Linked DNA regions of Homo sapiens: region 2 is linked to region 1. The links are chromatin contacts, found by Hi-C or POLR2A ChIA-PET in ENCODE. All regions are on one chromosome and are shown on one strand. Each heading gives the region's core, a stretch centred on a gene start or an enhancer-like site at or near the end of the contact. The rest is flanking DNA. Distances are from core to core; before and after follow the strand shown.

Region 1 (2,700 bases), core at 25-2,524:
CGCAATCTCGGCTCACTGCAGCCTCCGCCTCCTGGGTTCACACCATTCTCCTGCCTCAGCCTCCTGAGTAGCTGGGACTACAGGCACCCGCCACCACGCCCAGCTAATTTTTTTGTATTTTACTAGAGACGGGGTTTCACTGTGTTAGCCAGGATGGTCTTGATCTCCTGACCTCGTTATCCACCCACCTCGGCCTCCCAAAGTGCTGGGATTACAGGCGTGAGCCACTGCGCCCGGCCGAGTTTTTTTTTTTTTGAGGCAGAGTCTCACTCTGTCGCCAGGCTGGAGTGCAGTGGCGCAATCTCGGCTCACTGCTACCTCCACCTCTCGGGTTCAAGCGATTCTCCTGCCTCAGCCTCCTGAGTAGCTGGGATTACGGCACCTACCACCACGCCCAGCTAATATTTTGTATTTTAGTAGAGATGGGATTTCACCACGTTGGCCAGGATGGTCTCAATCTCCTGACCTCATGATCCGCCCGCCTCCGCCTCCCAAAATGCTGGGTTTACAGGCGTGAGCCACCGCGCGCGGCCCTGGCTGGGAGGTTTTAACAGGATAGGAGGGGAATCAACTTTCCCTGAGGGCCGGCTCTGGTGCGAGGTGTTTTACAAATGTGTACTCATTCGTATCTTCCCAATAACTGTGATCCCCATTTTACAGGCAACTCAACTGAGGTTAGAGAGGCCACATATGTGCCTGAGGTCACACAGCAAGTAAATGGCAGAGCCAGGATTAGACGCTCGGTCTGTGTGACTGCACAGGAATCAGGATGGAATTGCTGAGAACACGAGCTTTGCTTCAGCCCTGAGTCCTGGCTGTGACCCGGATGCTTTTGACCTTGGGCATGCTATGTAGCCGCTCGAAGCCTCAGTGTCCTCATCTATAAAATGCAGGCCTAGAGTAACCATGCAGGTGGCGAGGGTTAAACGAGATGGTTAGGCCCCATATGGCCTGGCAGTATTATTTAATGTTACTATAACCTTTTCCTGCCCTGCCCAACCCTGAGCTCACCCCATACTGCCTGGCTGTCCCCCACAGACCATTACTGGGACTTCCACCCCCACCACGTGCACAGCGAGTTCGAGAGCTTCGCCGAGAACAACTTCACGGAGCTCCAGAGCGTGCAGCCCCCGCAGCTGCAGCAGCTCTACCGCCACATGGAGCTGGAGCAGATGCACGTCCTCGATACCCCCATGGTGCCACCCCATCCCAGTCTTGGCCACCAGGTGCATGCCACCGCCTGCCCCGTCCCCCAGGAGACTGCCAGGCCTGTGGTGGGGCCCGGGAGCTTCACAGGAAGCTGACACAGGCTCTTACCCAACTCAGCTTCCTGCCCCACAGTGCCAACGGCGGCTGGAGCTCCAACGGCTGCCGCCTGACCCCCCAAGTGACCTCATGACCCCACACCCCTTATCTCATCTCACCCCGAGTATGGACAGACCCCAGATAATTCTCGCACCCTCACCAAGCCTCCCCATCCCAACGCCTTGTTGTGGGCCCTCCTGGGCCTCACTGTCTGCCACCCCCATTCACTAGCCCTCATGGATCCCACACCAAGTCACTGAACACCTCTACTGACCCTGCCTCTCCCCAGTGACCCTCCCTACTGACCCTAACCCGGATCAGTGACCTCTGCTGACCTCTACCACCCCTACTGACCTCCAGGGTCCCTCCACTCACTCATCATCCCACCTATGAAACCCCCTTCCAGACCCAACGCACCGGTCCCTAGCATGCCCTCTTCTGACCCCAGCCTAATGCGGGTCCACACAGCACCGCTGCAGGGAGGAGAACAAGGCACCACTTCCCCGGTGCCCACAGTCCTAAACCAGGAGGCCCAGCTGGGAGGGCTGGGTGGGCTGGATGTCAGCACCCCTCGCCCCACAGCCTGCACCCTATGTGCAGCACCTCAACTGGCCCCCCTTTTCCCTGGTCTTCTTCCTCCAGTCTCCTGTGCCTGCCATTGTCCCCTGCCCTCTGCACTCCTTCTCTCCCCAGCTGACCTCCCTCCCAGCCCCCCTGAGCTGTAAGCTGGCCCTTCCTGACTCTGATCTCCTTCCCCCACCGTCCAGGTCTCCTACCTGCCCCGGATGTGCCTCCAGTACCCATCCCTGTCCCCAGCCCAGCCCAGCTCAGATGAGGAGGAGGGCGAGCGGCAGAGCCCCCCACTGGAGGTGTCTGACGGCGAGGCGGATGGCCTGGAGCCCGGGCCTGGGCTCCTGCCTGGGGAGACAGGTGGGGCACCTGGCCCTCCACCCTGGCCCCGACCCTGGCCGTGTCTGTGCCCTGCCCCCACCCAGCCAGGCCAACTGACCCAGCAGCCACGCCACCGAGTCGCGTGTGTGTGTGTGTGCATGTTTGCCAGTGTGTGTGTTTTGTGGGGCTGTCTGTGGCTGTCTCTGTGTGTGTGTATCTGCTGTGTAGTGCATACGGGCATCTCCATGAAGTGTGCCAGGTGTGTGTGTCTCTCTGTGCCATGAGTGTGTGTACATCTGGGTGTGTGTGAGCAAGTGTGCAGAGGGTGCGTGTGCACAGGTACGGGCAGGTGCATGTGTGCGAGTGGCTGTGTGAGTGGGTGTGTGAGAAGGTGAATGTGAGAGCTGGTGTGGCTGAGAGTGGGTGTGGCCATGTTTGTGTGTCTGTCAACACATGAATGTATTTCAGTGCGTGTGAGCAGCTGTGCACGTATGATGTCAGTGG
Region 2 (2,931 bases), core at 216-2,715, 250 kb before region 1:
AGTTCTGGAGTTTGAGACCAGCCTAGACAACATAGTGAGATCCTGTCTCTACTAAAACTAAAAAAAAAAAAATTAGCCAGGCATGGTGGAACACATCTGTAGTCCCAGCTACTTGGGAGGCTGGGGCCAGAGAAACCTGAGCCCAGGAGTTTGAGGCTGCGGTGAGCTATCATTGTGCCACTGCACTCCAGCCTGGGTGACAGAGCAAGATCTTGACTTAAAGGAAAAAGTCACATGTGACATCTCATTTTATATTTTTCCCCCTTCTATTCATCTCTCATCTTATTTTTCCCTTTAAACTTGAAAGGAGTCAGAATCTTGCACTCTGATTTTTGCCCTGGAGGGGAAGTTGCCAGTGAGAGATTCTTTTACCACCAACCAAAAATTAGCACTTCTTTTTTTTTTTTTTTTTGAGATAGGGTCTCACTCTGGTTGCCCAGGCTGGACTGAAGTGTAGTGGTGCAGTCTCAGCTCACTGCAGCCTCCACTTCCCAAGCTCAGATGATTCTCCCACCTCAGCCTCCCAAGTAGCTGGGATTACAAGTGTGCGCCACCACATCTGGCTAATTTTTTTTTTGAGATGGAGTCTTGCCCTGTTGCCCAGGCTGGAGTGCAGTGGCACGATCTCGGCTCACCGCAACCTCTGCCTCCCAGGTTCACACCATTCTGCGTCAGCCCCCAAGTAGCTGGGACTACAGGTGCCCGCCACCACGCCCGGCTAATTTTTTTGTATTTTTAGTAGAGACGGGGTTTCACTGTGTTAGCCAGGATGGTCTTGATCTCCTGACCTCATGATCCGCCCATCTCAGCCTCCCAAAGTGCTGGGATTACAGGCGTGAGCCACCGCGCCCGGCCCACACATCTGGCTAATTTTTTTTTGTATTTTTAGTAGAGACAGGGTTTGCTATATTGTTGCCCAGGCTGGTCTTGAACTCCCGGACTCAAGCCATCTGCCTACCTAGGCCTCCCAGAGTGCTGGGATTACTGGTGTAAGCCACTATGCCTGGCCAAAAAATAGCTTCTTTTCAGGAGACTATCTTGGCTAAGAATGAGGATTAATTTTCTAAAGTGAGTGAAAGTTTTCCTTCTATCCAATCTTCCCCATATGACAGCTTCCTCATACATTTGCTGTCTAGAGAGAGGTCCTAGGGAGACCCCTTCCAGTGCATGAGTTAAGTGTTCTGGTCGCCAGTGTCCCATGATTATAAGATGGAATTGCAAAGAGCCCATCTTGCCTTGGTCTAAGTAGAGTCCTCTGTACTCTGGGCACCAAATCTCTTGTCTGGAACTAAGCAGATTTTGCATGAAAACTGTAATTGCTCTGGAATCATCTTATTGCAACTCTGAAAAAGAATGTTTTTAAGTAGATTCCGATCAGTACCATACCACAATACGGTTAGAGGTTGGTACTTGAGAGAGTGGAAGAAGAGGAAGAGAAACCAGTGTGACCTGCAGATGTTATTCAGGACTCAGCAGCTTCCTGAGAGGCAGCAAATAAGGAAACAAATCTTGTCCTCTCTCCAAGTCTCCAAGATGACACGTGGACGAAAGAAAAGTTTGTAACACCAGCCTCTGCCTCGCCAAGGCAGCCAAGAGAATGGACTATTCCCTGGCAGTGCCACATTTCCATGGAAAATCTATTAGGTATTGCTTTTATTTCCACACAGAGTAGCATGAAGAGCCAGAGGTTGGATAAGGACAAGCCAGCACTGCACCTACTCTGGCTGGCCATCTAGCCGGGGCCCTGCCCTTCTGGCATCAGACTGGTGAGAGTGTCCTTTGGCTGGAAAAAAGACAGAGGGTGAAGATGGAAACAACAGAACCATGCCTCACCTCAGACTGCTCACTTTTTGCTGGAATCTCATGCCTTTCCTCCCCCTGAGGGGCTCACATTTAGAGTTTATAAATGCAACTGTCAGTCATTAAGTGAGTAGCTTGGGCAGAGTTCTGTGCGAGGGGCAGCAGAGGATGCAAAGGCCTATAATCTCCCTGTCCTCTTTGGCGCTTACTGTCCACTGACAGGGAGGCAGAATGACAAGAACATAAAACTCTAGGAGTATTGGAGGATTAAGTGAAACCATATGTACAACAGTGAGGCCTGGTGCCCTGAAAGAAGGTATTCGTTGAAGCTCTTTTAACACTCTCTGATGATGGTTCTACAAAGCAGGATACGGCATGAGAAGCCGGAACCAAGCACCATGGGATGCACAGAGAGAAAGCTTACATCCATTTGGGGAGATCAGAGACTTCATGAAGAAGCGGCTCCGATTGTGGCTTTGTCAGGATAGTGGGGATCTTGGGTGGCAGGATGATGGGATGGCAGCAATTTCTAGCTGTCACTAGCTGTGAGACCTTGGGAAAGTTGGTCATTTTAAGCCTCAGGCTCCTCATGTCTAGAATGCAAAGTAATACTCATTACAGTTTTCTTTTCTTTTTGAGACGGAGTTTTGCCCTTTCGCCCAGGCTGGAGTGAAGTGGCTCGATCTCGGCTCACTGCAACCTCTGCCTCCTGGGTTCAAGTGATTCTCATGCCTCAGCCTCCTGAGTAGCTGGGATTACAGGCACGTGCCATCACACCCGGCTAACTTTTGTATTTTTAGTAGAGACGGGGTTTTGCCATGTTACCCAGGCTGGTCTCAAACTCCTGACCTCAGGTGATCCACCCTCCTCGGCCTCCCAAAGTGCTAGGATTACAGGGATGAGCCACCATGCCCACCCTAGAGTATTAGATTTAGTACCATGTCTGGCATAGAGTAAATATTTGGTATGTGATAGTTATTAGAATTTTAAGAATTAGAAGGGAGGGGCTACTTTCCAAGTATAGACAATAATATGGGCAAAGTTACGGCGTTAGTAAAGGCTAAAGCATTTGGAGGCAAGTGGAATTGCATCTCTTACTGTCCTAACCTTTCTTCAAAGCTGGATTTCTGC

What was found. Hi-C counts contacts between places; a loop is a spot of excess contacts on that map. ChIA-PET counts read pairs that join two places held with the same protein, here RNA polymerase II (POLR2A). Pooled maps may share reads with other maps.
Region 2: a map of HepG2 shows a loop between it and region 1 (11-fold over the local background). The contact joins two enhancer-like sites. A Hi-C loop is called at or near these places in 1 of 168 maps with a recorded cell type or tissue (HepG2) and 2 of 50 pooled maps. POLR2A ChIA-PET finds 5 or more read pairs at or near these places in 2 of 52 experiments (A549 and T-cell).

Annotation. Positions count from the first base shown.
Region 1 is chr11:47,358,379-47,361,078 of GRCh38, reverse strand. It overlaps SPI1 (Spi-1 proto-oncogene), which reads left to right. Exons shown (of 5, transcript NM_003120.3): 3 at 1,039-1,226; 4 at 2,073-2,235. Among named protein-coding and RNA genes, the nearest start is that of MYBPC3, 7.0 kb to the right of the region's middle. Within about 2 kb of position 1,274, at least 2 of the 41 ENCODE cell types and tissues checked have a DNase peak (open chromatin) inside an H3K27ac peak, as active enhancers do.
Region 2 is chr11:47,610,210-47,613,140 of GRCh38, reverse strand. It overlaps a transcript of MTCH2 not described here. Among named protein-coding and RNA genes, the nearest start is that of C1QTNF4, 17 kb to the right of the region's middle. RefSeq lists an enhancer at 1,207-1,256. Within about 2 kb of position 1,465, at least 3 of the 41 ENCODE cell types and tissues checked have a DNase peak (open chromatin) inside an H3K27ac peak, as active enhancers do.